2 separate regions of the Homo sapiens genome follow, and region 2 is linked to region 1. Evidence: chromatin contacts called from ENCODE Hi-C data. All regions are on one chromosome and are shown on one strand. The core of a region is the stretch at or near the end of the contact, and the rest is flanking DNA. Distances in the headings are between cores, read along the strand shown. Region 1 overlaps TSC22D1 (TSC22 domain family member 1). Region 2 holds the start of LRCH1 (leucine rich repeats and calponin homology domain containing 1).

What was found. Hi-C counts contacts between places; a loop is a spot of excess contacts on that map. Pooled maps may share reads with other maps.
Region 2: a map of transverse colon shows a loop between it and region 1 (11-fold over the local background). The contact joins the promoter of LRCH1 here to the enhancer-like site in region 1. A Hi-C loop is called at or near these places in 2 of 168 maps with a recorded cell type or tissue (naive thymus-derived CD4-positive, alpha-beta T cell and transverse colon) and 5 of 50 pooled maps.

Annotation. Positions count from the first base shown.
Region 1 is chr13:44,429,691-44,434,021 of GRCh38, reverse strand. TSC22D1 (TSC22 domain family member 1) reads left to right here. Exons shown (of 3, transcript NM_183422.4): 3 at 1-1,879. Among named protein-coding and RNA genes, the nearest start is that of TUSC8, 26 kb to the right of the region's middle. Within about 2 kb of position 1,250, at least 5 of the 41 ENCODE cell types and tissues checked have a DNase peak (open chromatin) inside an H3K27ac peak, as active enhancers do; they include transverse colon, where a contact is called at or near this core.
Region 2 is chr13:46,550,638-46,555,319 of GRCh38, reverse strand. It overlaps LRCH1 (leucine rich repeats and calponin homology domain containing 1), which reads right to left and starts at 2,150. Exons shown (of 20, transcript NM_001164211.2): 1 at 1,617-2,150. The coding sequence starts at 1,923. RefSeq lists enhancers at 1,017-1,336, 993-1,693 and silencers at 1,897-1,956, 2,017-2,206.

The DNA.
Region 1 (4,331 bases), core at 1-2,500:
GACCTAGGCTATCTTACCATGAAGGTTGTTTTGCTTATTGTATATTTGTGTATGTAGTGTAACTATTTTGTACAATAGAGGACTGTAACTACTATTTAGGTTGTACAGATTGAAATTTAGTTGTTTCATTGGCTGTCTGAGGAGGTGTGGACTTTTATATATAGATCTACATAAAAACTGCTACATGACAAAAACCACACCTAAAGAAATTTTAAGAATTTGGCACAGTTACTCACTTTGTGTAATCTGAAATCTAGCTGCTGAATACGCTGAAGTAAATCCTTGTTCACTGAAGTCTTTCAATTGAGCTGGTTGAATACTTTGAAAAATGCTCAGTTCTAACTAATGAAATGGATTTCCCAGTAGGGGTTTCTGCATATCACCTGTATAGTAGTTATATGCATATGTTTCTGTGCATGTTCTCTACACAATTGTAAGGTGTCACTGTATTTAACTGTTGCACTTGTCAACTTTCAATAAAGCATATAAATGTTGATAAACAAGTGTTTTTCATATGACCCTGTTAACATAATGGCAGTCATTTCCACAACTGTTTCCAGGTAAAGTTAACAATTTGACTAGTAAAATCCTGAAGGGCAGTGGAATGATTGGAAAAGTAGGGGCGTGATTTGACTGCATGAAGTAAAAGGAAATTGACACATTGAGTTGTTCAGCAGGTAAGAGAAGAGACAGTGGAGGAGTCCAGCTCAATTCTAACTACTGTGTGACTTGGACAGGTTGCTTCACTCCTGGACGGATGTAGGGGTTTGAAAGAGATGATCTCTTACATTCCCCTTTGGCTTTAAAATTCTAGGAGTCCTTGAAAATCTTAATTTTTTACTGAACTGAGAGGAAGAAGGAGCCTTATTCTGTGTATAATTGGAATAAGCAGATCTAGGATCAAAAGACGGAAGTTGGAGAAGCTGATTTCCACTTTAAGAACCCTGTCACCCTGGGTTGGGATGTTTCTCCTAGTGTAGGATGAGTTTCTAGCTCCTGGGATAATTCGTTTTGTCTAAGCAAAAGATGATTTGAGGTGGGACCAGATGAGCAAGGATGTCCTTGCAGTTGATTCTGCATGACTATAAAACAGGCCAAAATTAAAACCACGAAGGAATCCTGAGGCAGATTGGCCCCTGGCACCTGAGGAGTGAGCCTGAGGGATCCCACTCTGCAGTAGGAGTAACGTGAGCGAGCAAGTGAATGGGGTGGGTTTACCGGCTCTGTAATCTATCAACCTAGGGCCTCAGCAGTGGCCCCCTGCCCAGTAGGAATTGGACCAATCCCAAGTTCTAAGGCTTGTCTTAAGTCCTTGCAGAACAAGGACAAACTTTCTGAATCATTCATTTCTCTCATCTAGAGCTGGTGGGAGATTGAGAGGTGAATGGGACATCCAAGATCCCTAAAAAGAATTGTTCGATAGCGTGCATGTGTTATAAAGTGGTGACACGGGCATCCTGTTGAAATGATGGATGGCTCACTGCCATAGGCTGATAGCAGTTGTCATAAAGATATTTTGGGGGAATTTGAAAAGGACGTAAAGAAAAATCTTTCATATTGGCTTGTTGGTTATATAACTTCAAATTTAATAAAGGAATACTTACGTAGTAATTACATTTCCTTGAAAAAACTATAGTGAATAGAAATCCCTAGCCATTTCATTTTTTATGTTTTTAATGAAGATCTTTAAAATACCATAGGTGGTAATCGTGGAAAATTTGAAAAATCTCATGTCAGTGTATTAAGATGGTGGAGAAGTTTTTTTCTCCATTATTTAATGGAACTTTGGGTCTTTTTATTAAAAATGTGAGACTCATGAAATTTTGGCAGCTGAATATTTGTGAAATAAGAATGAATTATTAAAAGATGTCTTTCCATACATGTTCCTCATTTTAGTAATTACTAAACATACTTGAGATGATTGACTTATATTTAAACATATTTAAGGTAATTTAAAAAGGCATTTTGCTACTTGCTTATAGACCTGAGTGTAGGTCTTATTGGCCTGTGGGTTATTATATAACTGATTATGTTGCACTTATGTTCTGTGGAGAAGGAAAGATTTTTAAGGGGAATGGCATGCTGTACCAGCACTGAGTGTTCATGACATCAGTTGCAGCAGGAGAAACCCCCGTTCAATGAAGGAGAAGTAGGAATTTTACATGGATTTGAATGAACGTCTACTTTGTATTTCAAATGAACAGTGTTCATATTTCAGTAATTGTGTGCATTTTTTGCATACTTTAAAAGAGAACTTTTATTTTTCATTATGGAATAAATATGCAATGCCAGAACAGCTTTAAATTTATACAAGAAATGTATAAAAGTTAATTATAACTAAAATTAGGAATGAAAATTAATCTATATAGACACTACTCTGCTCTTGCTTTGTGTAAAATAAGTAGTTGAAACTACCAGGGGCTGACAACATGACTGCTTTTAGATGTCAACTTCAAATCCATTCAGGCAGCAATTGTGGCATTACGATTTTTAGAAATGGAGGCAGAGAAAATCAAGTTTCCTCTCCCTCTTAGGTAACATTGCCTGCAAGTGGAGATCTGTGCCCACCGATAGAACTTGGAAGCAGACAGTGCCATAGGTTCCTGCACTGGTGTGTGGGAGGACCCTGAGCTGAGAGGCAGGCTTCTGGCTGCTAGGCCTGGCCCTGCAGTCATCAGCTGTTTGACCTTTGGACCAGGAATGGAATCCTTCAGACCTGAGTTCTCACCTGTGAAATAAGGATTGGATCAGGTCACAAAGATCCTGTCTTGCCACAGATGCTACAGTCCTCTGCATCTGATAATGACTTTATTTTATTCTTCGAACTTTTGGTGGGAGGGTGTGTGTGTGTGTGTGTGCGTGCACTGTTTTTGTTTATTCATTTAACTTAATGGCTAAAATTAATTTGGTTTTAATCCTAGCTCCTCTGCTAGTTACTAGCTAAGTGACCTCAGGCAAGTTCCTTGTTGTTCTCTGTTTCCTCATGCTTAAAATGGGGACATGCTATCTCCATAGGGGTTTTGGGAGGCTGATGCTGGGAAGCTGTCAGCACAGAGACAGTTCAGAGTGAGGTGGGTTCAAGGAGTGTTAACCATTACTATTATTTCTGAGTCATTCATCTGCTTGTTTATGTTTGTTTATATATTTAATTTTGTATTTTTCATAGGGATAAAGGTGTGGCAGCTTTATTTTCTAATAGCTTTTGATTTAGTATTTGGTAATAGTAGTGACTGTTTAAACTTTACTGTGAAAACACACATGGGAATAATGTCCTTTAGAATACAGATAGAAACACACCGTTTTTTTCTGTATCAAAGAAATAATAGCAAAAGGCTGCATTTCATTTCTGTGAATTAGAGAAGGGATTCGTTGGGAATTGTCCATGTTTCAGTGTCCAATATTTTCGGTACTACAGAAATAATATTGGTGGAAGGAAATGATTACAGGTGGAGTATATATATATCTTAAATTATTAATTTCATTACAGAAAAAGGTTCTATGTAAACCAGTGCTATGGAATGCCAGGCAGGCCTGAAGTCGCTAGGCTTGGAGATCAGGTTCTGGCAACAGCTACTTGGAAGGTTCAGTAGCCATTTAAAAATGTGCAGTATTACAACAGAGGTCTGTGCTTTAGACCAGGTGTTCAGGACCCCAGTGTCTGTCGGATATGGTGGAGAAGCTTCTTGAGTGAGTAGGGTAAGCAGTAGGACATGGTAGTGACTGTGGCAGTTGGGGAGTGTGCTCAGCTAACAGGGACAGTGCTATGTAGCTCCATCCAGTTGCCATATGGGAATTCAAGCACTGTGTTGCTTGATCTTCCAATTTCTTCCAAGTTCCATAAATCCAGGATTCTGTCTGGAAATGCCTGACTTTTGGACACTGCACAGACCAAATAAGAGAGCACACCTACTAAGCTGGTTTGGCCCACAGGCCACATGTGTCCCCTCCGCCTTCTGTCGTCTGACTGTCTCAAGAACTAGAATCTGCCCTAAATGGCAGCTCACCACCCTTCAGCTCAAAATAAATCAGGAAAATCTCTTCTTTTTGATGAGAGAAAGGGGGCACAGGCTATTTGTGTGACTATGGTGCACAGTAAACTGGTACTTTGTGTTGAAAACCATGTGTTAACTTACTCAGAGAACATTTACTGAGTACCTGCTAGAAGCCAGAGATAGTGTAGTGAATGAGCCACAGTCCCTGTCCCCAAGGACAGTTCACATAAGCTGTCTTTAAGATAAATGAGGTAGTTTGTTTTCTGGCAAAATTTGCCTTATGCAATATAATATCTGAATTATTCATTTGTTGTTCCTTCTCAGACGAACCCTTTGGCA
Region 2 (4,682 bases), core at 901-3,400, 2.1 Mb before region 1:
TATAGCCAACCATAGCATAGCTAGCTCACGGTACACTCTATAGCAGAAGGGAAGTAAAATTTAATGTAGTTTTTTAAGTCAGTGATTCAGGCAATTCTTGGAATAAGTTCCACTTGAGAAGATGTAACTAAGAGGTCTTATTGAAAGACACTCCCCAGCTGTTGACAGCTCAACTTTGGAAATTCCCTCTTTTTTGCCGATTCCTGACTATCCCTAAATCCAAATTACAAAGTTTAATGACCCTGGAGAGCCATCTTTGCCTCCAGTGAACTCAGAACTGTATCTAAATATTCATTAAGGCTCTAGATAAATGTTTATTGAATTAAAAGGGGGAAAAGACACTGGAAACCTAGCCTCCAAAAACCCACTGCCTGCTCCCTTGCCCACTACAAGATTAAACTGGGTGCTCCTGTGATGAGAGTCAACCCATCCAAGACCCAGGGGGTCTGACCCTGGGCCATGAGGCGATGACAGCCAAGAGGTCTGGGCAGCGGCTCCAAAACGGAGCACCCACTGCCCTGGGAAATGTTGGGCGCTTGCTATGACACAAACCCTCCCCCAGGGAGCGGAACCGGATGGCCGGAAACCAAGTCAGTTCTGTATAGACCCTAAGGCCCCAATCCTATTCCACCACCCTCCTTCCTGTTTATAGATCCCGCTCCTGGAACTCCAACTACCAAAGAGAAAGCAGACGTTTTAGAAGTATGTAACACATGACGTAACTTGAAAAAGTTATGCTGCTTATTGGCGCGAGTTACAACTTGCCGGGCTCACACAGGAAAACAGGCTCACGTTAATTACTTTGCCTTTAATATGCCACGCCGTCCTTTCCTGGGGCCCCCGCAACGGTTGGGTAACTGAGAACCAGGTAGCCTCGGTGGTAGGACCCAAACTGTGTGGGCGGTGAGCAAAAGGCACGGAAGGAAGAGGGCCGATCGCTTCCGAAGCGGCAGCCGACTGGGATTCACTACAAGCCCGGCGGCTCTTTTCCCGCACAAGCGCAGGGAGAGGAAACTTGGGCACCTCACAGGCGGCACCGAGTTGCCCGATCGCTCGGCGATGTCGCCGAGGGGGCTCGCGGCACTGCGCCGATGCCCCTGGCTCGGCCGAGGGCGTGCCACCTTTGTCTGGGTTTCCCCACCAGGATGGGCTACGCCTCGATGCAAAGACGGCTTGAACTGGTTGGAGGCGCCGACGCCGCTGTCCGCGCTGGAGTTCCCAGCCCTGCGCGGGGCCCAGGAAGCCGACACAGCCGCCTGAAACCTCCCACTTACACTGCGCGCACGCGGCGCGCCTGCAAGTCCCAGCCCCGCGGTTACTTCCCTGGCGCGGCAGCCACAGGGTGGAGAGCCGGAGACCCCTCGCTCTCAGGCGCAGAGGCCCGGCGCACCCCTGCCCTCCTGGCACTGCATCGCCGGACCAGGCAGGGCCCCCGTGCCCTCTCCAGGGCCCGCTTCTTCCGCGCCCACGCGAGTCCCTTCTTCGGGAGACAACGGGCCGATGGACCCTCCCTCCCCCAGCAAGACAAGATCTCCGACTGTCCACCGCGTTAGGGAACGCACGACAGACACCCAGACAGCACCCACACCCCTGCCCGCCCCTCGGCCCTCACTCACCTGCCTGCACCGTGTCCGAGAGGTCGTGCCCGGGGGCTGCGGTACGGGGAAATTCCTTCAATTTCCTGGCGCTCAGGTTCAGCCCCCCGGAGTTGGCCGCCTCCTCAAGCGCGCGCTCCAGACCCCGGTTCAAGGGCAGGTTGAAGCCCCCGCTGCCACCGCCGCCACCACCCGCCCCGCCGGGGGCGCCGGTTCCTCCGTGGTGCTGATGGTGGTGGTGGTGGTGGTGGGGATGATGAAGTGGGTGCAGAGTAGCTACCGAAAGGGCCGGGACGAAAGGTTGGGGTTCGCTTCCCGGCGTCGCCATCTTCTCCCGGGCCCCCCCACCCCGCCCCGCCGCTCCTGCGGGGGGGTCACAGCGTTCCCCGCGAGGGGAAAACGGCAGCTCGGGCTGAGTGCCGCAGTGCTCCACCGAAAGGCGCTGGAAGGAGGGGAGGAGGGTGTGGGCAGGCGCGTAGAATGGGGGGCGGGCGGGGAGGCGGCCGTGGCAGCTCGGTCTTGAAGGTTTCCTGTCCCCGGGAAGCTAAGGACTGCGGCGGCGGCGGCGGCGGCGGCAGCGCGCATGTGTCTCCTCCCGCCCCTGCGCCCTCCCCCCGGCTGCTCTGCCCTCCTCCGCCGTCTGCTCTCTCCTCCTCCTTCCCCCACGCAGTCTGCCCCGCCTGAGCCTTCCTCCGCGCCTATTCTGCCGGCCGCCGCCGCCTTGCCGCGATCCGCCCCGCAATCGGGTACACGGCGGGGCTGGACGTCTGCTCCGGGGCAACTGAGGCGCCGAACCTCTCTCTGGGCGTCCTTTTGCCGCCCAGGAGGCTTTAGGGGACTGGAGGTTGCGGGGATAGGGGGGTGGTCTGAGAACACGGATAAAACGGCGGGAGGCAATGAATGGGATTTACAGTACAGTGAGGTTTGGGGCAGGAGAGGGTTCTCTCAATTCTGCGATTTATTCTGGCCGTTTAACCCAGAGATCCCCAAGAGGCAGTTTTCATTCACTATGGGGTCATCCCTGCAGATGCCCCCTGGCATTTGGGCGCTTACAATGAACCAGACGCTTGTTTAGGGAGTCTACGTAAGTTACCTCATTAATCCAGGGACCCCAGGAGTGCCAAAGTTGTTCCCCTGAGTCTACAGAGGAAGTTAATAAATGTATCTAAGGTCACCCCTGCAGTTAGAGGGGCGCTAGATTCGAGCTAGGGCCCTCAGAATCTAGGGTTGCCCTCCTTCACAGTGTACCCCTGGGCCAGACGCCAGCGCCAAGGGACGAATACGAGTGGGACAGAGTGTTTGCTGAGCGGCAGAAGAAAGCTACAGACATAGGAAAGAAAAACTCAAAATGAGGGCAGTGTTTATGGGGGACAGAAGACATTGTCGTAGGAGAAAGATGAGCTGGCTGCTCCCCGAAATTGGGTGGTGCCAGGAGAGGCTAGAAAGCCAGTGACCCCAAACAGCAAATCAGTCACAGCTCGAGTCTGAGCTGAAAGAACCATCGAAGTCTCCTTGTGCCCTTCTTCTTCCCGCTTTGGGGCATGGAAACGAACATGTCCGCTTGCAAGTGAATTCACATTCTGCCATCAGCCACCCAGTGGCACCCAGGCCAATGCTGGCACACCAGGGGCGACAGAGAACATCTGACACCCTAAGGGCAGACCAGCTGGACGATTAATAGAATACCATTCCTTTCCTGAAGTTAAAGCTTCATGTCCAACTTTCCAGGGCCTTTATTTTTGCTCTATTCTTAAGGCTTGATTGTCCCCTATGAGCGACTTGGCTTGGGGAAAATGAGTCGGGGGGTGGGTGCGGGGTTGTCGGGGTGTCAAGCACGAAAGTAATGCAACCCTTGGAGTAGGGGAGCTGGTTTTTTAAGTGGTAATACATAAGTTTGATGGCCTAGACAACAGGCTGGAACTGGTGACTTCATGGACTCGGCACTTAAGTATGGCATGATCTGTGTCACTTGAATTGACTGCACAGATAGTTGCCCTTAATTCCTGCGGGATTCTTGGCCCTGAGCAAAGCATTCTAATCTGCCCGGAGGAGACACGCGCCACCTGCTGGTATCCTCCCGCAAACCTCCCCTCTCACATGCCATTCGCCGCAGCCTTCCAGGCTTTTAAAAGTCCGGCTTCAAAATTCATAATAATAACGACAATAATAATAAATGAAAGTATACTTCCATCACAAAAAAGTAACCAAATTTCCACTTTCCTCCAGGGAGAGGAACAGAGAAAAACAAAATCCAGTGAAAAACAGAAACACAGAAAAAAATCCAATTAAAAGAATCTTCAGCTGAAACCAGGTGGTAGTCTGTGTGATCAGCAGTCAGGACATGATTTGGGACATCTTCTGGCTGACTGCAAATTTAGTTCAGACTAAGAGTCGTTGTGATGCATCATAGGAAGCATACATATTTTTTTAAAAGACCACTAATTCTTCTTTAAAGAAAATAATGGATTGCATATGAGCCCACGATTTGCTTTTTAACAAATGATCAGTCCCTCTGTTAGATTGACCTACTCATTGTGGTTTGTTTACCCATCTACAGATTACTAAACTGTAAATTCCATGAAATAGGGACCTATTCATCTTTGCAACTCTCTCCCCATGCCTCAGAATCGAGGGGAGTACTTTGTATATAATGAGTGCACAATTAATATTAGTAATCAATTAAGTATTGCATAATAGACCATGTGTTTAACAGGTTTGCCACCTGTTGATATGTCCTTTTTTATTTGTATAAATTTATGGGGTACTTGTTGATACATCTTTAAAGTTTCAAATGATTTCCCTGAATGAAGGAGTTTTTCTTAAAATGGGAGAGAGTACTTGACCCTTGAAAATGATCTTGATTATTTCTAAATATTAAAGAAACTCGACAAGCCATTTCCCCTTGCTGTCTTGCTTCTTCACTATTTCTTCAAGAAGATGGACATCTCTCTTTTGTTTAATACCCTGTTTACTTATTCTGAAAACAGCACCCTTTTGCTATTAAGGGCAGGAATCAGGCCCTTTTAAAAAAATCCGCTGCCTGGAAGATTCAACAAATAATGTTGTCTGGCTGAGATATTTGATGCA